Regions from separate parts of the Homo sapiens genome. Here regions 1, 3, 4 and 5 are each linked to region 2. A link is a loop called in an ENCODE intact Hi-C map of the cell type or tissue named here. Cell type or tissue: PC-9. All regions are shown on one strand.

The links. Peaks named below come from ENCODE experiments on the same cell type or tissue, not always from the same donor. Only the 100,000 strongest peaks of a DNase experiment are listed, where the experiment ranks them.
Region 1: a loop joins it to region 2, with 6 times the contacts of the local background. A loop is called at or near these places in 4 of 110 quality-filtered maps.
Region 3: it touches region 2 in a loop (9-fold over the local background); 25 of 110 quality-filtered maps call a loop at or near these places.
Region 4: it touches region 2 in a loop (7-fold over the local background); 66 of 110 quality-filtered maps call a loop at or near these places.
Region 5: it touches region 2 in a loop (21-fold over the local background); 5 of 110 quality-filtered maps call a loop at or near these places.

The regions. Positions count from the first base shown.
Region 1 is chr6:17,905,209-17,910,208 of GRCh38, forward strand. The region is part of intron 2 of KIF13A (kinesin family member 13A); the gene reads right to left. Among named protein-coding and RNA genes, the nearest start is that of KIF13A, 80 kb to the right of the region's middle. In PC-9, CTCF peaks have their summits at 2,984 and 3,186; DNase peaks (open chromatin) are centred at 973, 2,373 and 2,683; H3K27ac peaks cover 3,962 bases.
Region 2 is chr6:18,120,316-18,125,315 of GRCh38, forward strand. It overlaps NHLRC1 (NHL repeat containing E3 ubiquitin protein ligase 1), which reads right to left and starts at 2,362. Exons shown (of 1, transcript NM_198586.3): 1 at 125-2,362. The coding sequence starts at 2,291. The coding sequence ends at 1,104. In PC-9, a CTCF peak has its summit at 2,442 (motif pointing left); no DNase peak of the experiment used is centred here; H3K4me3 peaks cover 548 bases.
Region 3 is chr6:17,812,624-17,817,623 of GRCh38, forward strand. It overlaps KIF13A (kinesin family member 13A), which reads right to left. Exons shown (of 39, transcript NM_022113.6): 17 at 4,397-4,610. Among named protein-coding and RNA genes, the nearest start is that of NUP153-AS1, 110 kb to the left of the region's middle. RefSeq lists an enhancer at 2,755-3,049. In PC-9, a CTCF peak has its summit at 2,908 (motif pointing left); a DNase peak (open chromatin) is centred at 2,878.
Region 4 is chr6:17,985,451-17,990,450 of GRCh38, forward strand. KIF13A (kinesin family member 13A) reads right to left here and starts at 2,185. Exons shown (of 39, transcript NM_022113.6): 1 at 1,959-2,185; 2 at 1,604-1,694. The coding sequence starts at 2,013. RefSeq lists silencers at 1,771-1,890, 2,261-2,760. In PC-9, no CTCF peak of the experiment used is centred here; a DNase peak (open chromatin) is centred at 2,881; H3K4me3 peaks cover 3,573 bases; H3K27ac peaks cover 1,713 bases.
Region 5 is chr6:18,501,432-18,506,431 of GRCh38, forward strand. All of the region lies in intron 2 of LOC105374955 (a long non-coding RNA gene), which reads left to right. Among named protein-coding and RNA genes, the nearest start is that of MIR548A1HG, 19 kb to the right of the region's middle. In PC-9, CTCF peaks have their summits at 2,743 (motif pointing left) and 2,946; DNase peaks (open chromatin) are centred at 420, 2,490 and 2,710; H3K4me3 peaks cover 428 bases.

The sequences.
Region 1 (5,000 bases), 220 kb before region 2:
TCCAATGTGGCCCAGGGAAGTCAAAAGATCAGACACCCCTGTTCTAAGTATTCTCCTAATCAGCAAGTATTTATTGAGTACTAACTCCCACAATGCATATTAGGAGTGCTTTGAGGGAATATTTAGAGGAATTAGGCATGGTCTCTGACATCCGGAAGCTTAAAACCATGCAAGAGAGACAGATACATACATGAATAATTAATATTAAGTGGATGGTGATAAGTGTGACAACAGAGACAGGAATGAAGAGCTATGTTCAGTCAACAAACATTTCACATGCACTGTCTGCCACTTTGTTGGGATACAAAAATAAATTAGTCTTTTTGTCTTTCAAACAAGAAACTGATTTTTTATACATATATCACAAAACAATATAAAGTGCACAGCAGCTCTCCAAAAAAGCGGGGGATTCACTGGGCAAAGAGGGAATTTTGTTGGAGGAGAAACGCCTGGAGCAGAATTTAGGAGGACTTAATAGGAATTCACCAAGCTGACAAGCCAAAGAAATGTTATCCCAATAGGGGGAATCATCTGTGCAAAAATCACCAGAGAACACAGCTCATTTGAGGGCCACAGACTCATGGGATTGTTCTGTTGCCAAGCTCAGCAGTTAGACTACAGTTAGCAGAGAAAGTGAGACCTGGGATGATGGTATAGGGATGAGGTTTTGCAGGACAGTAGGTACCATTTTCAATCAGGATTTATGAACTGTAGTTTGGAGATAAGTTTATATACTTTTCTATCAATAATCTAACATTACCTACATTGAAAACATACAACAAATGCTTCTATGAATTATAAAAAGTAGAAGGGGTTACATAAGCATCTGGAAGACCTTTGAAACCTATCACAAGAAGAATGCAAATTTCAAAAACTTTAAGTTCCAAGATAAAGCCTGGTTTGAAAATTTTAAAAAAGAGAGTCATCAGATGATCAAACCTACAATCACTACAGTAAAATTTTCTGAACATGTGAAGAAGCTGATTCATTCAAGAGACATGCCACCAAGTTTGTTTTGGAAGAATACTGGGTAGATCATTCAGAATCTACTAAGTTTAAGTATATGCTTAATGTCATTTTCTAATTGTTTTTCTCCTAACCCCTTATTTCCTCTAAGACTTTGATCTCACTGCCTATGGTGCTTTGCTTTTTCTTTTCCTTCCCTCCCTCCCTCCCTGCCTTCCTTTCTTCCCCCTTTCCCTTTCCCCTTCCCCCTTCCCTTTCCCTTTTTCTCTTTCTTTCTTCTTTTTTTTTTTTTTGGAGGAGATCTCACTCTGCTGCCTAGGCTGGAGTGCAATGATGTGATGACAGCTCATTGTAGCCTCAACCTCCTGGGCTCAAGAGATCCTCCCATCTCAGCCTCCCAAGTAGCTGGGACTACAGGTGTGCACTACCACACCCAGCTAATTTTTGTATTTTTTTGTCAAGACAGGGTCTTGGCATATTGTCCAGGCTGGTCTCGAACTTCTGGGCTCAAGCAATCCTCTTGCCTCAGCCTCTCAAAGTGAGGCTGAGATTACACGCATTAGCTACTATGCCTGGCTGCTGTGGTACTTTTCAAGAACACTATTCTTGCAGTTGGTGAGGGGAAGCTACGGTTCCATGAGAATACCTGGTAGGGCAAGAATTGGGTAGAGAAGGAAGTAAAGTCAGGAGGATGACAGACTGGGAGAAAACGGCAGAGGTAAGACACTCATGGTCTGGATACAATTCAAGAATAAAGATGCAGAGGTGCTGGGTGAGATAAGATGCTACAGTCAACAAGTGAAACCTAACATTTCAGAGGTAGCACATTTCAGGGTTGTAAATTCTAACCTGGTCATATAGTATATGTCTGTGAATTGAAATGGATGATCATTACTTTAATTAATAGCTAACACTTACTGAGTTCTAATTATGTGCCAGATAGGTTTCTGTTACTATCTGCTTTAACTCACTTAACATATTTAATGACCCTATACATAAAAACTCTCATTATTATCATTTTTCAAATAAAAAATACTGAGGAACAAGGTATACAGATTGCATGACTTTCACAAGATCATAGTTAACTGGCATCAGTACCATGATTCAAACCCAGGCAGTCTCTGGCTGGAGCACACTGTACACTTAACTGCTATTGAGTATTGCCTCTCTGGCATCAAAGAATTTGGTGAGAGCTCTTTCAGCTTAGGCTAGGTATTGATTGGATAGCAATCCATGTGGATGTTCAATGATGTGGATCATTCATGCTTACAAGGGTTATCCATGTGGTTAATAGCATGAATTAGCCCTTCTGTGTCCTTCATGAATGTGCAGGAGAAGCCTACACAGAGTGAACCTCCAAGAAGGAAAGGCATTTATGGAAAAAAAAAAAAAAGGAACTGGTATGACAACGTGGAGTTAGAAGGCTGCAAACGACTACTTCCTGCTGAGGTAGTAGGAAACTGAGGGCCACTGAAGAGGGGTATAAATAAAGCCACAAAAATGTAGATGCAGATGTGTTGGGAGCAAATCCTAGGCAGAAGGACAGCTGGAACAAAGCTAGAGTGCACAGGATATGTTCAGGGAATAGCAGGTAGACAGAATGTAATTGAGAGCCATACAGCTGGAAGAATAGACAAGAACCAAAATGCAGACAGCATTGACTGCCATGATGACTCAGCCTTTTCTCAGAAGAAATTGCCACAGATGGTTTGCGCAATGGGAATGACATGGCCAGATCTGTTTTAGGAGGGTGAGACTCAAGCGTGAATGTAAGAGGCCACACCATCTAGAGTCAGCAGTGAGACACGCACTGGTGAGCCTCTGCCTGGCACCAACTGCAGCCCTCACCGTGTGTAAGTTAAGACACTACTGCAAGGACAAGACAAAAAGTAGGACAGAAAGACAGAACACAAAGACAACTTGAAGGAAAAATCTGTAAGACTTGTTGAGTGTGTGCCCCCTCCACCTAGCCACTCCACCATGTCTACAAAGATTGAACGACTGCCCCACAGTGTGAAGGGACTTTCCACATGGGACTTCAGTCACAGACCTTGAAGCAGACCTGATGGAATGAATGAAGAAAAAAATGGCTTCCTTTCAATTGATACTTATTATATTGTTGACAGATTTAAAAATTAATTGAGGCTGGGCATGGTGGCTCATGACTATAATACCAGCACTCTGGGAGGTCACAATGGGAGGACTGCTTGAGCCCAGGAGTTCAAGACCAGCCTGAGCAACAGAGTAAGACCTTGTCTCTACTAAAATTGTTTTTAAAAATCAGCCAGGTGTGATGGTGCGTGCCTATAGTCCCAGCTATTCAGGAGGCTGAGGTGGGAGGATCGCTTGAGCCCGGGAGATTGAGGCTGCAGTGAGCCATGGTCATGCCACCGCACTCGAGCCTAGGCGACAGAGCGAGACTGTCTTAAAGAAATAAAATTAAAATGAACTCAAAATACACTTGTAATTTTAAAAAATGCTAATCCTGATATGCCTTCTTAAAAAAAAAAAACCCTGTTTCTTTTTAAAAAATTACCAGTTAATCTATTTTCATTTTCAATAAAACTCAAAAAGAAAAACAACTAATTTTGTACTGAAGCAGACAGACTTGTGGTTTGATTTTTTGGACTACTTTGGTATATTTGAACTACTTCCTTCTGGCATAACTGTATTTGGCTTAATTCTACAAGATATAATGAAGCACAGTGGTGAGGAGTTCAGGATTGGGGGTCAAACAATCCTAGCTCTGCCTTGATCTAGCCATGTTGACCTTGGACAAGTTTACTCAACCGCTGAGTCTCAGCCTCTAAAGCGGGAATAGAAGAGCACTCCTTTAGCACTGTTGAAGGATGGCATGAGGTGGCGTGGGTAATGCTGTACATCATTAGCATGCAGAGTTATTGCTCAATAAATGTTAGATGCCATTGCTGTTGTTACAACAAATAGTCCTCCTCAATTATACACGCAAAATGTCAACATTGCTGAAACTAAATTTCATCTGGGAAAAGGGTACTGGGGAGCTGAAGAATGACAGAACTTATAAAACAGGGTTCTTTCCCTGAAGAAAAGAAAGGTTTTTGGCTGGGTGCTGTGGCTTATGCCTGTAATCCCAGCACCTTGGGAGGCCGAGGCGGGTGGATCAACTGAGGTCAGGAGTTTGAGACCAGCCTGGCCAACATGGCGAAACCCTGTCTCTACTTAAAATACAAAAATTAGCCGGGTGTGGTGGCGCGTGCCTGTAGATCCAGCTACTTGGGAGGTTGAGGCAGGAGAATCGCTGAACCCAGGAGGCGGAGGTTGCAGTGAGCCAAGATCACGCCACTGCACTCCAGCCTGGGCAACAGAGTGAGACTCTGTCTCAGAAAAAAAAAAAAGGAAAAAAAAAAGGTTTTAAAGAAAATATGTATGATAGAGGAAGGGAAAGAATGGAGAATGGGGGACCAGGTATGGTGGCTCATGCCTGTAATCCCGGCACGTTGGGAGGCCAAGGCAGGCAGATCACTTATGGTCAGGAGTTCAAGACCAGTCTGGCCAACATGGTGAACCCCATCTCTACTAAAAACACAAAAATTAGCCAGGTGTGGTGGTGCGTGCCTGTAGTTCCAGCTACTTGGGAGGCTGAGGCAGGAGAACCTGGGAGGCAGAGGTTGCAGTAAGCCGAGATTGCACGACTGCACTCTAGCCTGGCGACAGAGTGAGACTCCGTCTCAAAACAAAAAAAGAGAGAGAGAGTGGGGAAAAAAAACTCTGGAAAGAATTATATAAATATGTATAAAGTTGGACACATTTATAAGAACTAAACTATGATATTAATTTCTTCAGAAAAGAGCCAAGAGCAGTATGCTACAAACACTTCAGGACAACCACACCTGACATCTGGTCTCACATACAGCCATACCTACATGTAAGGTACAATACAGCTCCATGACAGTGAAACTGAGGCCAAGGTAACTGACAAAATGGACATAGGAATAACAGTCTAAAATTTAACAATAGTCCGTATTTAAAAATAGATCCAACATTTTAAAATGTGC
Region 2 (5,000 bases):
AAACAAACGAAAAAACCCCATAAACATGTAACAGGAGCGTCATCAGCCCTTTGACGCTAGTATGTAGTGTGTTCTGCAATAGTTTAGAACTTACACAAATATAGGCCTTTCTCAAACAACCAAGTGGTATTTTCTGAGTTTGTATAGTGGAGAAGATATAGGCGTTAAAAGACATGTTTACTTTTTTAATAAGCAGTTCAATTGTTTTTCTTATTCACGTAACTCAGGATCAACAGTAACTTCATCTAATGTGCCATCAGAGCAGTCGCAAATTGAATGAAAGTGATGGCCACCACAAAATCCTTTTTCTCCTGAACTCTCCATAAAGTCTCCTTTCTTTGCACATCTTTGTGCTAAAATAATTAGCTACTTGTAAAGACAGTACACATAGCAACACTACACATTCACATATTTTTCCCACATCTGTTGTCTTATTTAAGCGCAACTTATTTGGAATCAGAATTGAATTCAAATTGGGACTAAGGCAGTAAGTAACTATGACCTCGAGGAAGTCACTTAAGCTCTCTGGGTCTCAGTTTTCTCACTTGTACAATGAGATTAATAATAAAAATTATGGCTGAGCAAGTGGCTATGCCTGTACTCCTAGTACTTTGGGAGGCCGAGGAAGGTGGATTGCTTGAACTCAGGAGTTTGAGACCAGCCTGGGCAACATGGTGAAACCCCATCTCTGCCAAAATACAAAAATTAGCTGAGTGTGGTAATGCACACTTGTGGTCCCAGCTACTTGGGAGGCTGAGGTGGAAGGACCACCTGAGCGGGGGACGTTGAAACTGTAGTGAGCTGTGATCATGCTTCTGCACTCCAGCCTGGGTGACAGAGCTTGACTCTATCTTGGGGGGGAAGAAATTACCTCACTGGATAGTACAGATTAAATAAGCTAATATTTGCAAATTTCCTTGCACAGAGTATGCATTCAATAAATGGTAGATTAATCTCCAATAACTGTCCCAAGCTTTGTAAGTCTGCCAGATGGTTTTAATTATCCCTGCCTGGATAGATGAGTTTAAGTGACTTATCCAGGGTTAAACAATTCATTAATGGCAGCACTAGTGCTTCTGATTCCAGGGACCCACCCCAGCCCATCACCCCCAGTCAACTTTATAGACTTTTATAGAATGAGATGCTGTGTCCAGCACAAGAAGAGAATTCTCCTTGGTGAAGGTAAGAGCCACAGGATGCGAAAGACCATGAGTGACCATGGGCTTCGGTACTGGAAACTCCTCAGGTTTTCCTAAGCAAAGGATAGCTGGACCAGATGTATCTGCAACAATCACATTTCCCTGGTGATCAAAGGTCACAGCGGAGGCAGTTATTTTGGAGGGAAAGTAGAGGCTCAGCCCAAAGGTATCCACTTGGCCGACAAGCTGCATACTTGAGCTAAACACTTTCACCCTGGTGCTGCAAACCCCAGTCCCCAGGGCCAGGGGGTGCTCCAGGACCGCAATGGCCCCGGTGAGCCAAGACACTGCCACCCCTCGGGGATTGCACAGATGAGCTTGCAACCTTTCAGTTCTCCGAAGGACCCCTTCCGCGAAGTCGACGTCCAGGAGGTGCAGGGACCCTGCCTCCGCATCAGTTACCACAATCCCATTCTGAGGGGTGGTCTCCACACCCCAAGGTAAGGAGAATTGGCCTCCAATGACAAGCTTGATCTGGCCAAAAAAATCAAACACTTTGATGGAGCGATCGCCGGCGTCAGTGACAACCACATGGCAGTCGTTGGTGATGGTGACATCCACAGGGTACCTAATGTCTTGGGCAGCGTCCCCCTTCTCTCCAAACTGATGCGCGCATCCTCCCCCTGAGTCAAAAATCTTGACACGCCTCCTGCCGTCGTGCACCACCACGACACGCCCCGTCTTGGGACAAAGCGCCAGTCCGGTGGGGTTGACCAGGGTCCCCCAGCCGCCGAAGGTGTGGTGGCAGGTGAGGGCTCCGGGGGCGCTGGGGGCGGCGCGATGGGCGGCCGGGGACTGGCGAAGCGCTGAGCCCAGGAGCTCTATGAGGTGCAGCACCGGCAGGCAGTCGCTGGTGTCGCAGCCCCGGCAAGCTCGCCTGCAGAATGGGCACTCGAGGGCCAGAGTGCGCGGGTGCGCCAGGGCGGCCACGCAGGCCAGGCAGACCACGTGGCCGCAGGACAGGTTGCGCGGGCGCCGCTGCTGCCGGTGGCCAAACTTCTCAAAGCACACCTTGCACTCGAGCAGGCTGATCTCCGCCTCGCGCATGAGCTCATGCAGCGCTGGCCCGCTCTCCGAGGCTTCGGCCGCCATGGCGCGTCCTGTGCACTCCCGCCGCGCCGCCTGGCCGTGCCCCAGCGACGCTCTCGGTCACGGTCACAGTCATGGTCACGGGGTGGGACGTGCGCCCTGACGTCGAGCGCCGCGGGCCTCTGCACTGCGATCTGCTGCCCCTTGGTGGGCACGCGCGGCACTGTTTCCTGAGGGCCTGATGGTGGACGTTTGCAAGACAAATCCACATGCGCGTTGTGTAGACCTGTAATCGTCACAGCAGTCATGGATGGATTGTGTACACTTTCAGATGAGGAAACACACCTATTGAGGACAACAGGATTGCTCCCTGTCACCCAGCCTGTAAGCGGCAAAACAAGAACTAGAACCCAATCTTCCAGCCCGGGTGCCTAGCAGTGTCTCCAATCCGCAGCGCCGGGTGCTACGGCTGTCCGGGCATAAAACATGGTCCCTTAGCTCATGATGCTTATGATCTGAACCGGAAAACACGAACACACTAGAGAAGATAAACTCCAAGGGAGGTGAGGCAGATGTGTACATTTCTTTTGTGTCTTCTGTCATACTCATAGTTAAGTCAATGTTAGATGAATACATACTTGTAAAATGAATTTGTGCATGAATGAATGTTATAGAACAACAACAACAACAAAAAAAAATCAACGAGGTGAATGAGTGTCAGATGGGGCAACCATGCTGGAAGTGTCTTGCAGAGTAATTAATATGAAATAAGAAAGCTGTTAGTTAATAATAATTACCATAGAACTTCATTTTTTTGTTTTTTAAGACAAAGTCTCACTCTGTCACCCAGGCTGGAGTGCAGGGGCACGATCACAGCTCACTGCAGCCTCCATCTCCCAGGCTCAAGCAATCCTCCCACTTCAGTAGCTGGGACTACAGGCATGCACCATCACACTAGGCTAATTTTTTAATTTTTTTGTAGAGAGGAGGTCTCACTATGTTGCCTAGGCTGGTCTTGAACTTGTGAAAATTGTTCACATTCCTCCCCACCCCTTGGCCTCCCAAAGTGCTGGTGTGAGCCACTGTGCCCAGCCTATGGAATTCACATATGCCTGCCCCATTGTGTTAGGTTGGTGAAAAGGATTCGCAGTGTTTGCCATCACTTTTAATGGCAAAACCGTGATTACTTTTGCAGCAAATTAATAAATAATTTACATAGATTATCTTGTTTAAACCTCATAGCAATCCTACAAAAATATGTTATTTTTATTGTCTTTTTTTCTGATAGAATTCATAGAAATCAAATATCTTGCCCAGGGTCACATGGCTAGGAAGTGGCTGGCCTGGAATTTGAAGCCAGGCAGTTTGACTTCAGAGTTACCTATTTTAGTCATTTTCAAACTTCTTTGCACATGGTAAACACCTGGGTCGCACCCGAAAAGTTTAATTGGCCCATGGTGTGGTCTGGACAGCTGGGATTTATAAAAGCTCCCCAGGTGATTATAATGTACAGCCAAGTTTGAGAAACACTGCATTATAATAATTCCCTCAAATGACACTAAGTTCAGTTTTTCCAATCTCAGTTAAGACCAAAAACAAAGAGAATTTGCCATATGTTGGAAAATCTTCAAACAAGGGATAGCATAATCTGTGTGAAGAATCCATTGTGGTATTATAATCTCTCATTTTTCTTTTTCTTTCTTTTTTTTTTTTTTCTTTTTGAGACAGAGTCTTGCTCTGTCACCAGGCTGGAGTGCAGTGGCGCGATCTCGGCTCACTGCAGCCTCCACCTCCTGGGTTCAGGCGGTTCTCCCACCTCAGCCTCCTGAGTAGCTGGGATTACAGGCACCCGTGACCATGCCTGGCTAAGTTTTGTATTTTTAGTAGAGATGAGGTTTCACCATGTTGGCCAGGCTGGTCTCAAACTTCTGACCTTTCGCGTCAGCCTCCCAAAGTGCTAGGATTACAGGCATGAGCCACCGTGCCTGGCCCTAAACTCTTATTTTTAAGGGGTTCTCCCTCAAATGTCTTATGTGAACATTGTGCTTAACAAAACCTTGTATTAGAGAATTTCTTTTCCTTTAGAGATCATAATCATGAACATTCACCTTCTGATTTGCTAGATTTCTGAGAAAACACAATATTTTATCCCCTGTTGAGGCCCCTGGAAAGAGCTTTAATGTAAGACAAGAAAGAACATTTTCTAATCAAATGTCATTTGACTCAAAGATTGCGTACTGGGACACAATAACCAACTTAATAATTTCTGACTACATTTCCATCCCAAATAAACAACCAACTAAAATCACATTATTTATGCAATCACACCATTGCATAATTGATTAATAACAAATATGTCTTGAATCTCACTCTGACATTTGGCATTTCCTATGACTATCATTTCCTCCTCCATGGCTGGGCCTCCATGGATTTACCCTGTGCTTCCCTCCGATATTCCTTCTATAGAGGGTCCTGGACTAGCATGCCCATCTTTTCCTGCTTCCACCTAGAACAAGCCCTGAGAGTTGTGGGGGCAAAGGGCTTGAAGAGCAGAACGTCTAGTTTCCAAAGTGGTCAATGGCTGCCCTATGAAAAAGTACCATACTATAGTGGAAGGAGAGTGGGGACCCAGCTCAGGATGGTTCCAGCAGAGAAGAGAGCACAGGGGGAGCATGAGTTAGGGGGAGTCAGTGCTTAGACAGGTGGGCTCCTGGTTGTGCAGGTGGGGCAAATGTGCCAGACACATGCAGTTTAGAAGGAATCCCAGAACAA
Region 3 (5,000 bases), 310 kb before region 2:
CACTGCAATGAATATACATGTGCATGTGTCTTTATGGTAGAACAACTTATATTTCTTTGGGTACATACCCAATAGTGAGATGGCTGGGTGAAATGATAGTTCTGTTTTTAGCTCTTTAAAAAATTGCCGCATTGCTTTCCACAATGATTGAATTAATTTACACTCTCACCAACAGTGTATAAGGGTTCCCTTTTCTTCGCAACTTTGCCAGAATCTGTTATTTTTTGACTTTTTAATAATAGCCATTCTGACTGGTGTGAGATGGTATCTCATTGTGGTTTTGATTTGCATTTCCCTAGTCATTGGTGATAATGAACACTTCTTAATATGCTTTGTTGGCCACATGTATGTCTTCTTTTGAAGACACTTTTGCTTTTATCTTTTATATTGTTTAGTAAATAGAAAGGATATCAATGGGTACAATTATATCAGTTATCCTCAACAGCTAGCTGTTGCTTGGCGTGAAGCCACCAGCTCATAGTAAATGTGTAAAAGGCAGCTCTTCAGAAAAAGGACCATCTGATAACTTTTGTCTGTTTCTTCCAGGTACAATAAAGTATAAAAAGTAACATAACATCTGGTGCAGTGGCTCACGCTTATAATCCCAACACTTTGGGAGGCTGAGGCGGGCGGATCACCTGAGGTCAGGGGTTCGAGACCAGCCTGGCCAACATGGTGAAACCTCATCTCTACTAAAAATACAAAAATTAGCCAGGTATTGTGGTGGGCACTTGTAATCCCAGCTACTTGGGAGGCAGAGGTAGGAGAATCGCTTGAACCTGGGAGATGGAGGTTGCAGTGAGCGGATATCATGCCATTGCACTCCAGCCTTGCACTCTAGCCTGGGCAAGAAGAGTGAAACTCCATCTCAGAAAAAAGAGTAATATAAGTATGATAAATCTTCCTATTTCAGTATCCAGACAGATGAGCAGGTAGCTCCTGGGGAAAATATAATTGACTCTCTTCTCTTCATTTAACATTAACAAGTGCGTGACTGTTGCGAGCCTTGCGCTGCAGGGCAGGGTTCCCTTTTCTCCTCTTGGGAGTCACCTTCCCCGGGTGTGGCCTGTGTTCTGCATCTCATTGCTAGTGAGAGCTGCAGTGTGTGTGTGAGTTACAGGAAGAGCTCTACAGTCAGAATGCCACGGCTCTGATCCCATCGCCCAATTTACCAGCTAACTGACCATCTGGGTAAATCATTTAACCTCTCAGCCTGAGTTTCCTTATGTGTAAAGGCAGTAGCAGTTGTGAGGATTAGAGGAATACAGGAACAGCAATTAGTACCTGGTACATGGTATAAATGGTCTATAGATGTAAGGTGCTGCTTTTTTTTTTTTTTTTTTTTTTGAGATGGAGTCTTGCTCTGTTGCCCAGGCTGGAGTGCAGTGGCATGATCTCAGCTCACTGCAAGCTCCGCCTCCCAGGTTCACGCCATTCTCCTGCCTCAGTCCCCCGAGTAGCTGGGACTACAGGCGCCCGCCACCACGCCCGGCTAATTTTTGTATTTTTAGTAGAGATGGGGTTTCACCTTGTTAGCCAGGATGGTCTTGATCTCCTGACCTCGTGATCTGCCCGCCTTGGCCTCCCAAAGTGCTGGGATTACAGGCATGAGCTACAGTGCCCGGCTTTTTTTTTTTTTTTTTTTGAGACAGTCTTGCTCTGTCACCCAGGCTAGAGTGCAGTGGCGTGATCTCAGATCACTGCAACCTCTGCCTCCCGGGTTCAAGCAATTCTTCTGCCTCAACCTCCCGAGTAGCTGGGATTATAGGTGCCCACGACCGCACCTGACTTATTTTTGTATTTTTAGTACAGACGGGGTTTCACCATCTTGGCCAGGCTGGTCTTGAACTCCTGACCTCATGATCCACCCGCCTCGGCCTCCCAAAGTGCTGGGATTACAGGCGTGAGCCACCGCGCCCAGCCAGGTGTTGCTTTTATTAGTACTATTAATTATTATAACACAGGTGTTATTAGGAGACTGCAGAGAAAACTGGGTTCAAACTCTGTTTTTTTCACTTCCTAGATGGTTGATTAAGGCAGGATATTTAAACTGATTGCCTGACCTATAAGACAGGGATAATAGTTCCTATGGCATACTGCTGCTGGGATGTTAAATAAAAGACTGGACTATGGCAAGAACACAACTGAAGTCTTCAATAGCCTATTGTCCTTATTATGGTAGTGGTGATTATTATTATTACCATTTCCTCCACTGTAGGGTCCAGCCCCACTGGGTCTGTGGATTTTTCTCCTCGTGTGTGGAGATGAGAGATCATAGAAATAAAGACACAAGACAAAGAGATAGAAGAAAAGACAGCTGGGCCCGGGGGACCACTACCACCTAGACGCAGAGACCGGTAGTGGCCCCGAATGCCTGGCTGCACTGTTATTTATTGGATACAAGAAAAGGGGGCAGGGGAAAGAGTGTGAGCCATCACCAATGACAGGAAGGTCACGCAAGTCATGTGTCCACTGGACAAGGGTCCCTTCCCTGTTTGGCAGCCAAGGCGGAGACAGAGAGAGGACAGCTTACACCATTATTTCTTCTATGTATTTCAAAGACTTTAAGTACTTTCGCTAATCCTGTTACTGCTATCGAGAAGGCAGAGCCAGGCGTACAGGGTGGAACATGAAAGCAGACCAGGAGAGTGACCACTGAAGCACAGCATCACAGGGAGACAGGCCTCTGGATGGCTGCGGGCGGGCCTGACTCATGTCAGGCCTTCCACAAGAGGTGGTGGAGCAGAGTCTTCTCTAACTCCCCCGGGAAAAGGGAGACTCCCTTTCCCAGTCTGCTAAGTAACTAGTGCCTTCCCCAGGCACTGACGCTACTGCTAGACCAAGGCCCGCTAGGTAATGGGCGCCTTCTCAGGCACTGGCCTTACCACTAGACCAGGGAGCCCTCTAGTGGCCCTGTTTGGGAGTAACAGAGGGCTTACACTTGTCTTCTGGTCACTTCTCACTGTGTCCCTTCAGCTCCTATCTCTGTATGGCTGGTTTTTCCCAGGTGATAACTGTAGAACAAAGATTATTATAATATTGGAATAAAGAGTAATGCTACAAACTAATGATTAATGATATTCATATATAATCATATCTATAATCTATTTCTAGTATAACTATTCTTATTCTATATATTAGCTTTATTATACTGGAACAGCTTGTGCCCTTGGTCTCTTGCCTTGGCACCTGGGTGGCTTGCCACCCACACTCTACCACTTTCTCCTTTGAGAGTTCTGATATAAGTATTTTAAAGTCATAAATCTTTTCTTTTAGTCAGGTTCTTTTTTTTTTTTTTTTTGAGACAAAGTCTCCCTCTTGTCACCCAGGCTGGAGTGCAATGGCGCGATCTTGGCTTACTGTAACCATTGCCTCCTGGGTTCAAGCGATTCTCCTGCCTCAGCCTCCCAAGTAGCTGGGATTACAGGCGCCTGCCACCATGCGCTGCTATTTTTTCTTTTTTTTCTGTATTTTTAGTAGAGACAGGGTTTCACCATGTTGGCCAGGCTGGTCTGGAACTCCTGACCTCAGGCGATCCGCTGCCTTGGCCTCCCAAAGTGCTGGGATTACAGGCCTGAGCCACCGCACCTGGCCTGAGTCAGGTCAGGTTCTTCCTGTCACCCAGGCTGGAGTGTGGTGGCATGATCGCAGCTCACTAAAGCCTTGATCTCTGGGGCTCAAGTGACCCTCCCTCCTAAGCCTCCCAAGTAGCTGGGATTATAGGCACCAGCTACCATGCCTGGCTAATTTTTTATTTTTTGTAGAGACAAGGTCTCGTTATGTTGCTCAGGCTGGTCTTAAACTCCTGGGCTCAAGCGATCCTCCCAGTGACCTTATAGGCATGCACCACCACGCCTGGGTAATTTTTACTTTTTGTAGAGACAAGGTCTCACTATGTTGCCTGGGCTGGATTCAAACTCCTGGGCTTAAGTGATCCTCCCGCCTCAGCCTCCCCAAGTGCTAGGATTACAGGTGTGAGCCACTGCACCCAGCTATAAATCTTAAACTTTCACATTTAGTAGATTAATCAGCACTGAAGTTGTATTTAAATAGATTCAAAAGTATGAGAAATAAGAAAAAAATGCTTTTGTGTTAAAGAAATTATTCAAACTTTCTAAATTTCAATACATACCTGTCTAACCCTTGCAACTTGGCACCATTTTTATTGAAGGGTAAATGGTTTGGGGGTAGGAGGGGTCTTTAACAGCTAACATTATAGTAAACATACTTAGGGTGGACAATATTTGTGAAAGGAAAAGCTAATTGGCAATATCACGTATGGGATTAAGAGTTCTCTTGTTGCTAGGTTTGTCCCTGACATGTCTCAAAAACCCCTCCCTCAAAGACCCACGGCCTTGGGGCCTTGACTCTGGGCTGCCCCCGCTGCAGTTCTTACCTCTCTTCTGCCCACTGGGTCACCTTCTGCTGCGCTGTCTGGCTGCTGTAGGCCAGGCGGTCAGGGCCGCTACTCTGTGGCTGCCTGTCGGGGGAGAGCTGCTGGCGGAGTTGCTCCAGTTCCCGCTCATACATGAGCCGCTGCTCCTCTAGGGCACTTCTCTTTTCTTCTAGGTATTGTTTCTCCAGGACCTGAACCACATTTTGAACTGGGTCTAGTGAGCCAAGAGACAAGGCAAGGTGTCTTAGTGGCGGCTAAAACAAGCATTCATGCCAGGCACTGCAGCCTGTGGGAGGCTTCCTCTAGCAAGGAATCTAGCCAGTCAATACGCTTTTTGTGAGAGGCCTGAGGGGCCACATCAGGGAAATCCTCTCAAATTCCTTGTTACAGACATTGCAGATAAATGCCCTTTATAAGTATACATTCTCCACATCCTCTACGTTACTTTCTTCAATTTGATGAGCTCATCCTAACGTTTAGATAAATCATTAACCTACTACCAGCAGATGGGGGAAGAGAGAGGAATGTGATCTTATCCACTGGGAAGAAAAACTTCACGAAATCTAGGACAATTCCAAACACAGAAGCACATAAGATTTGATCT
Region 4 (5,000 bases), 130 kb before region 2:
TAAACAGTAGCTAACAGTCGCACTGCTTATGGTTAAGAGTGACAAGGAGCAGGTGCCAAGCCAGCAAGGAAAACAAGTAACGGCTACACAACAGGAGCTAAAAAGTATTCTACCTGTTCCCCCAGACTGCTTTCAAGAATCTGACCCAACAGAATTTTTTCCCGAAACAATATGCAGTTTGCGGGGGGGTGGGGGGAGGGGACATTCGTTGGTGATATGGGCATCTAATTTAATCTGTAAATATTTAATGTACTCAATGAGTTTACTTACTATCACCATGAAATATGCTATACTATCTACACTGCTATAAATGCATCTAAAAATACATCCATTACTAGACAACATTCAGTACAATGTACAATAAACACTACATTCAGTGTTAAACACAACATTTTACATATAGCTTAGCTATTTAATATCACCACCAGAATCTGCTAAAGGTAGCAGAATGTTTGCAAACTGGATAAAAACTGCTATGCTCAACACGAAAAGCAAAGAATCCCCAATCTTATCGCCTCATGATTTCTTTCCCCAAATTTGGCAAAACTGAGCTTGAACACCACACATTATAGAATGGAGGCATTGCTTCTCTAAGCAATAATGTCACAAACCCTGCTTCAGAGTCTCTCTTCAGTGAAAATCTCTGAAGAAGGAAATTCACTAAATTGTATTCCATCGATCAACAGGTGATTCGTGGAAACACAAACTCATATTCATTTCCAATGAAAATTAATATTGTAAACTCTCCCGTTTTTTCACATATATATATTTACAAGCTACTGCATTATTATATTGAATGAATTCCAACCGATTTCTTCTCAGAGGCTTACTAGAAAAATGCCAAATATTCAAATTATTTTGGGGCGTTAACCCATACTGTTGCATGGAACAGAACGGAATTAATAAGGATCCAACAGTTACCACTTTTCAAATGCAAATATGTTGCCATCTAGTAAATACAGCCCCTTTTTAAACATCCCTCAGTGTCTATACAGTTCAGGGCCCTACTTTTGTTTCTTTGAAAATCAAAATTCGCGCATTACATTGAGGCATTATCTCAACTCAGCAACAACAACTAAAATAGATACTAACTAGTCCAGCCTGAGTCTACATCGTACAAGACTTTTGCTTTATTTTTTCCTCCCATTTTAGACACACTGTCCCTAAACAATTCTGCCAAAGGAAACAAACCCTGCAGTGATGAAAAGAATCACGGACACTGGGTTCCACGAACAATAAGGTCGTGGGCTGGTCACCTGCCCGCCTCGGGCCTCAGTTTTCCTGTCTGTAAAATGTGGCCGCTGGACGAATCACCTATGGGGTCCCATCCGGCCCTCTCCCTCCCGGGTGCCTCGCAGCCCGCCCGGGCTCAGCTGACTGGTGCTGTGGCCAGGGTGCCCTGCCTGCCGCCGCTCTAGATGGAGGAGAAGGGGGGCGAGGGAGGAGAGGAACTTGGACTTGCAACAGCTTCAAACAGGAGCCGGCGACAAACTTGAAGCCGTCCTCCTAACAATAGGAAAGAGCACTCCCATTTTCCTGGCTCAAACTTGCGGGACCCCGCGAGGCTGGATCCTCCCAGCCGCCCTCTCGGAACCCGCTTTACCTTTCTCCCTGTTTGGTGTTAGAAGGAGGAGGGTGCAGGACCGTTTGATTCCCTTCCATCTCCACCACGCACTTGGTGTTCAGTTCCAGTTCTGAAAGCAGAGAGAAAGGGACGTTGCAAAGTCCAGCATCCGCGCCTCCAGCCCGCCCGCCCGCCAGCCGCGCCGAGCGGGGCTCCGTCCCTGGAGGCGGCCGAGCCTGGAGACGGCGCCCCGGGCACCACGGCCAGCGCGGACGCCGCCTCCGCCCCGGCCCCCCGGCCCCGGCCGCGCTCTCGCCGTCCCGGCCCCGCAGTTTCTAAAGTTGCCCCCGCCCTCAGCCCGAGCAGAAATAAAAAAGAGCGGAAAGCTCCTCACCTCGTCGGTTCATGGGCCGGACCCGGACGGCAACTTTTACCTTGGTATCCGACATGTTGGCTGCGCTCGCCCGGCCGCTCGCCGCGCCCGCTCGGCCTTAGGCGGCCCCTCACGCGCGGCGCCGCCGCCGCTGCAGCCGCGCGCCCCTCGAGCGCGGCCGCCGCCGCTCCGCCGTGAGCTCCGAGAGGCAGCGCCGAGGCGCGCGGGCCATCCCGGGGGAGCGCGACGCGGGGCACGGCCGCGGCCCGGGGAGGGGCGGGCGCGCGGGGCGGGGCGCGGCGGCGGCGGCGGCGGCGGCGGGCGGGGAGGAGGCCTCGCCGGCGGGCCCAGGCGCAGCTCTAGCCGCGCCGCCCCAGCCGAGACCGCAGCGCCGCGGCCCCTCGCGGCTGCCCGGGGCCCCGCGCCGCCATGTTCCGCGCCCGTCACCCGCCGGGGCTCGGGAGAGGCCGGACACGGCCACGCGCGGCGCCCCCTGGAGCGGCGGGACGGCAGTGAGAGGAGCGGCGAGCAGCGCGGCGCTTAGGGGAGGCTGGAGTCCGGGGCGGGACGCATTGTTTCCCCAGGGGACCTCCCAGGCCAAGCCTGCACCGGCGCCCGCGGGGCCCCCCCCCGGACACCGCCGTGAGCTCGAGCCGCCTTCTGGGGCCGCTGCCACCCGGAGCCCCGGGACGGCAGCAAGGACCACGGCTCGCCGCGCTGGGTGCGCAGGCCTTCCCCTCCGAGTCCCGGCACGCCGCCCCCTCTGTCCCACACGGAGCCTGCAGCGGTATTTTAAGATCTCTGTGGTGAACCGAGACTAGAAATGAATCTGTGAATCCACCACCGAAACAGTGTATGTTTGTAAATAGTGCTCTCCCTTCCTTTCCCGGCCTCTCTTGTCTCGGGAGGGATGTCAAGTGGGCTGGGAGGGCCATTAACTCTTACATAAGAATTTAATAGCAATGGATTCTGTCATCCTGCCAAATGCAGACCTCGCTGCCAGGGCGGAACTGGGCGAATCCGATTTATTCTGTTTGGTTCAACAAGTGCTTAAGGGGCGCTCACCGAGTGCCAGGCATTTTGAAGCGTACAGAAGTCAAAAATCCAGAGTTTAGATCCAGGAATCTTTCGATTTTGCTTAAATCTAGAAATCCACTTATTGGAAGATGCATTGAGGTTTTACTGTGTGCAGGGTGCTGTTGAGGACACACAGAAACATGAATAGCATGATGCAGAGGCACACGCTAAGGTGGAAGAGAGGGCGTGGAGACTTATTATGCTAGACAGTGTACGGCAGGTGCTAGGAGAGGGGTCCGTCCGCCTCCAACCGAGGTGATGCTACGCTTGACCCTCGAACAACACGGGTTTGAACTGCACGAGTCCACTTACACGTGGCTTTTTTTCAACCAAAATCTGATTGAAAATACAGTATTCGTGCTCTGGCACAGTGCCTTACGCCTGTAATCCCAACACTTTGGGAGGCCGAGGCGGGAGGATCACTTGAGGCCAGGAGTTCGAGACCAGCCTGGGCAATGTAAAGAAACCCCATCTTGCCAAACATAAAAATTTAAAAAATAGCCGGGCATGGTGGCAGGTGCCTGTAGTCTTAGTTACTGGAGAGGCTGAGGTGGGAGGATCACTTGAGCCTGGAAGGTTGAGGCTGCAGTGAGCCATGTTCGCACCACTGCACTCCAGCCTAGGCAACAAAGCAAGACCCTGTCTCAAAAAAAAAAAGGGAGAAAAAAGAAAAGACAGTATTTGGCAGGTTCAAAACTGAGAGATCCAACTTTTCCTATTTGTGGGTTCTGCAGAGCTGACTGTGGGACTTGAGTATGCATGGTTTTGGATGTTCCTGGAACCAGTCCCCTGTGTACACTGAAGGACAAATACTTCAGCCCCACCTTATTGTAGAGCCAGCTATCTCAGTCTACCTCTGAAGGGCCTGTTGCATCTTTCCTCCTCTCCATTCCTGCTGCTGCAATCTCACTTTACCTGTCCATTCACTTGTTCAACAAATGTGTTCTGAGCGCCCTACTATGTTACAAACACTGTTGTAGGCTTTAGGCTACAGGCTCTCAGCTGCTGCTCAGAAAGAGGTGAAATTTCCAGCCCTCTGAGGCTAAGAATCTAGGTCTGTGCTTACCTCTTCACTTTTGGGCTGCTGAGACATCCTGTTAACCCTCCTAGCTTTGCCTCCTCTAATCACTCCTAAATCCAGCTTCCAGACTGATTTTTCACAAAATTAAAATTTTATCCTTTAATCGTGCATGGTATTCTATTGTTCAAAAAACTCTCAGGCTGGGCACGGTGGCTCACGCCTGTAATCCCAGCACTTTGGGAGGCCGAGGCTGGCAGATCACCTGAGGTCGGGAGTCCGAGACCAGCCTGACCAACATGGAGAAACCCCGTCTCCACTAAAAATACAAAATTAGCCAGGCGTGATGGCACATGCCTGTAATCCCAGCTACTTGGGAGGCTGAGGCAGGAGAATCGCTTGAACCTGGGAGGCGGAGGTTGCGGTGAGCCAAGATCGCACCGTTGCACTACAGCCTGGGCAACAAGAGCCAAACTCCACCTCAAAAACAAGCAAACAAACAAAAAACCTCTCTGTTTAATATTACCTCCCACCATTCCTGAAATTCTTTATCCAGGACCTTTTCACAAGCAAGATACCATCCCTATGCTAAGCCATTGCTCTGGTAGTTTCTATCAGTGGGAATTGTAGAGGGTTGAATTTGTAACTCCCAAAAAGGTATGTACAAGCCATAACCTCCAGTACCTGTGAATGTGACCTTATTTGGAAACAGGGTCTTGGCAGAAATAAAATTAGGATGAGGCCATACTGGGTTAGGATGGTCCCTAAATCTAATGACTAGTGTCTTTTTTTTTTTTTTTTTTTTTGAGACAGAGTCTCGCTCTGTTGCCCAGGCTGGAGTGCAGTGGCACGATCTCAACTTACTGCAACCTCCACTTCCAGGTTCAAGCGATTCTCCTGCCTCAGCCTCCCAAGTAGCTGGGACTACAGGCATGTGCCGTCATGCCCAGCTAATGTTTGTATTTTTA
Region 5 (5,000 bases), 380 kb after region 2:
TTCCCAGCTCTCAGACAAAAGCATTCACATGGATGTTATAGAGTTTCTTAGAAGGGCCACTGGCAGGAACGGCCCTCCCTGCGCCCCCGCGAAGCCCCCCTGGTGCCCCATGAGGAATGGCCCTTCTCAGTAGCTCTTTTCAATTCCTCTCCATCCCAGGTTACCTCTACGGCATTGAAATTCTCAGTGACAGAGAAGTTCTGGGCTCTTCATCCCTGTTTTGGGGCAGGGAATCTCTCTTTTGGCCTTGGGCTGTCCCTAGTAAGGAAGGAGCTCTAACAAGGCTTTTGTGTGTGTGTCAGAAGACGGCCCGCCCGGCAGGAGCACAGCAGCTCTGTTGTGGGCCCAAGAGGAAGCTCTGTAAGAACAGTCTAAGGGGAGGAACAGGGGTTGGTGGACGTGCTGCTAAGTCACATTAGGGGATTCCAGTAAACACAGGAAAAGAATGTGGTGGTTCCCCTTCTTGCACAACAGCCTAGAATGCACTTTCCATACAGTGCATCCTCAGGAAGGATTAAGAAATAAGGAATTAAGGACATGGTTTTAGGCCCTCATTTCTTTGCTTCTTAGAGCTCTTCTTTCCTCCCTTATCTTGGGGTTTTTCAAGGTATTCAAAGTCCAAGGTTGAAGCTGGGATTTAGGAAGGTCACTCTGGGTTTTGTTCAGCTCAAGGTACACCTTGTCTTAGGTATTCAAGGGAGTTCAAGAGAGGGCAGTGGCAATGGGCTGAGAGAACATCTACCTTCATCCTCATTCCCCTGTTGCCAGCAGCGAGATGACCAATGCTGGCTGTAGATATGGTTACCTTTGGTCCCCATGGAAGGTCTGCAGGCCTGGAGGTGCAGGTGTGGGACATCAGGGCACCCCCCTGGCACTACCATTTTGTTCTTCAGGGCTCCTTTTCCACAGCTTCTGGAAAGCTCTTAGTGTTAGAAGGGAATGGTCTTTGGACCACTGAGAGACAGAGGTCTGCATTGAAGTCTGAATCCTGCTTCTGGTTAGCCCTGGGACCTCAGGCCATTTCCGACATGTCATCCCCTCCCATTCCCCTGTTTACCTGTTGAATGGAAACACTCTGTCAATTATAAAGTATTACACAGAGTTAAAATATTATTGTTAAGATTTGGTGATTACATGGAGGTTAGCTTGATTTCTATTGAGCACATGTATATGTGGTGGGAGAAGAACTTCAACAGGGAGTTAAAGGTCAGAAAATGTAGTATATGTGCTGTGGAAGCGAGCACAAGTTCAGAAAATTTAAAAAGGCGGCTGCTGGCCAGGCGCGGTGACTCACGCCTGTAATCCTAGCACTTTGGGAGGCTGAGGCGGGTGGATCACATGAGGTCAGGAGTTTGAAACCAGCCTGGTCAACATGGTGAAACCCCGTCTCTACTAAAAATACAAAAATTAGCTGGGCATGGTGGCGGGCGCCTGTAATCCCACCTACTTGGGAAGCTGAGGCAGGAGAATCACTTGAACCCAGGAGGCAGAGGTTGCAATGAGCTGAGATTGTGCCACTGCACTCCAGCCTGGGCGACAGAGTAAGACTCTGTCTGAAAAAACAAAGATGCGGCTGCTGACAGGCATAGAGGGAAAAAAGAGCAGAGTGGATACTTTTCACAGAGTGTGATCAGTTATATAGACCAGAGGGAAGAAATTGGGGGACAGAAAGGGGGAAAAGCTATCTGGGCCTTAAGTTAAAATCTATGAGAGATGACTTTTTTAGTGGGAGGAGCTGGTGACTTAAAAACTCTCTCTGCCTACAGGGGCTCCCATTTGACTGTTAGAGACTTTTTCCTTTGGATGAAACATGGTTCTTTCACCACAATTCTCATTTAAAATATAGATATTTCTTGAAGGGGTAACATGTTAAGCTATCTGTTCCTTTTCCTGTTCATTTTCCTACTGACAGGGGCAGCCTGGGTAAAAGTGATGACACAGAATTATCTGGAAAGGGAAAATTGAAATCAGGATGTGGAACAGAGGACTTTAGAGACTCTTCTTCATCACTTTGCTTAGGTTTTAGTTTCACTGGGATTTGCTGAGAGGACAGGGAATGAGTGTCCCAGGGTGTCTGCCTGAGACTGGAATTGAGGAAGGGGTGAAATGTTAACCAGAGAGCTGGGAGGGCAAATCCCTGGTATCCAGAAGCTGAATAGCACTTCTGTTCCCTCACTGTATGCTATTGAGTGTGTTGGCCCAGCATGGTGGAAACACCGCATTCCCAGGCTGAGCACCTCATGCTTCTGCAGAGAAAATGCTTTTCCGCCTCAGCTTGTGTCACGCCAGATGCACTCTGATCTCAGAGGGAAATGTGTGCTACTGGTAATTAATAAATAACCTATCACAGTTTACAAAAACCTTTCAAATCCAGCACGGCATTTGGTTCTCATGTGTTCCTCTCAGGGTGCTAGATGAAATTCTGACTCTAATTCCTCTAGTAGATGAGGAAATGAGAACACGGAGTTTCTTAAGATTACTCACTTGGAAAGTCATGGAGTTACCCGGAAGCAATATGGCTCGCCCTTGCACCAAATCTCACTGTTGACAATGACGATGGTGGGTGCTTCTCTTACTAGAATATCAGTTTATTTCTCCAGCTCTTCTCTGAGGAAAATAATACCCCTGAGGACAAATTTGAGGCACTGTTATGTGAAATGCTGACTCCCTGAGAAGGAAGGGAACGTTGGAAGCCGAGAATGCTTGTGCAGTTCCTCTCATGCTGCAGTTTTCTGGTGCCATCTGCTGCTCTGTTCAAGTAATGGCAGACGAATGGCTCTTGGTTGAAGGAAGGCAATGGTTGTAGTGAAGTGCGTCTTTAGGGTAACAGAATTGAGTTTTTATCAAACTGGGGTGTGTGTAGGTCATTGTACTCATTTCAGTGGTTTATGAGGACTTTTTAAAAGTTGTCTTTTCCCAAAACACTAGGATTGCAAGGAAAGATCTGATGTGCAACTTATGGTATGCTATGCTATTAATTATATCAATGAATAGTTGCATGTTAAGAGAGATAGAGAGAAAGAACAATAATTCATTCCAAAGGAGGGAGCCCTCCAGTAGACTCTGAGCTATTTGAGGGTAAGAACCAACTTAGTTATCTTCGTACCACTAACCTACCAAGTGCCTGCCACCAGTTGTGGGCACCAGTGAAATATATGCTCATTCTGTCACTGATGGTACAATTTTGGGTACAGTGGCATATGCATGAGACTACGTACATCCGCCCTGGCCAGCAGTCTTCTCAGAACATGAGTGAGTTAGGGAATTCTTCTCTTATTTCCACAGAGGCAGGTAGCCTGAGCATGGGGGATATACACCTTTAAGAGACAAATACCAATCCAGTTCTTTACAAAGGACAGGGCTGGATTTTGTTTTTAGAGGCCAGTTAAGGAATGTGAAAAGATGACAGCATTTAATCCATAAAATGAAGAGAATGTGACATAATCCATTTGTAGGCCCCATTCTTAATATCCACAATTAGTATTAGAGACAGGGACTCTAGCCGAGGGATGGGGCAGGAATAGGTCCTAAGTTTAGGAAAGTTTCCAATGGGGCAGAGATTCCCAAGATATATCTCTTGCCTCTAATGAGAAGATACAGAAGGGAGACTTGGAAACAGTTTGTTCTTTGGACATCTTGCTCCTGCTAACCACCTGTGTAAGGCATCGCCAGGCGTCCCTAGCCCTAGATTTCACCCAGCTACTTCTTGTGGGCTGTGGGGAGGGTATGGAGCAGCATCTGCTAATGTGGAATCTAACATTCACGTAGAATGGCTTGAGGCCTTTCTGTTAGGAAGTGGGAGTATCTCCGAGGAGGCAGAGTCTACAAGCCTAAAATGAGAGTGAAGATATTTCCCCTTCATTTTATTTTTACACTTAATTCAGCAAACAGCTATGTGCATGAACAGGTGTGTGAGTTAAAATATGCCTTTACATGTGACTATTTAAAGGAAACTTAATTCTTTTGAAAAGCAAAGAATCTTTTTGCAAAGTAAATAATCATGACACAATTCAATTGATAATCTATGAGTTAGCTAGGATGTATTCATTAAAAGGTCTTTGTTGTTACCCACATTTTATATGTTTAAGGGAATATAGAAGGACATTTAGTCTTAGACCAATAAATGGATTAGCTGGTAAGTATTGAGGCAAAAATACATGTTCTTATTTATAAAATTATAAGATTATCTATACAAAATTATATAATATTAACATTATAAATATACATTATAAATTGGTTTCCAGATCAACTCTCCAAAATCAATTAAATCTATGATACAGATGAAATCATAACATTTGTAACTAAAACAAGTAAGAAGAATGCTGATAGAATGTTCAAAATTATAAAGGAGATAAAAATATTGAGTAGAAATATGTGTTTAGTTCTCGTTAAGATGTTTGAGTAAATGTTTGAGTATTAAAAACACAAGAAGAGATTTTTGTAAAGCTTGAAGAACTCCAAGAATTTGAGATGTTGGTGCCTTGATTCTTGTGGCTAATTCAATCTAAAACCGTGTAGCTTTCCTGTCTGGGTAGATATATATATTAGCTTTTACTTATGAATTAGGCAATTTCTCTCTCAGAATTGAAACAGAGGAAGTAAGGAGAGATTTCCCTGGACTTACTAGGTAAGATCTAGAAGACAAAGATGGAGGAATAGAGTTGGACAAAAATATGTATGGGTGTGATCTTGGTCTGTGAGTGATGACTGGCCTGTAAGTGGAAAAATTAAGAAAATCAGCTCATGAGAGTTTGCATACTTCCCTGATTCCTGAAAGAAGAGAATCTTTATCTGCTGGAGTTTCCATGTTGACTGACAGTCATATATGTTAAAAGGAGAACAACATTTTACATGTTTAATGACTTTTGGAAAGTCATTTGCAAAGTTTTTTTTTTTCTTCACACAGCAACATTATACAGTGGTTTGGGAAAGGAATTTCAATTCAGGAATTTTATTTAAAATCAAAATTCAATTGCCTTCCCTAAACTCCTTTAAAGTTG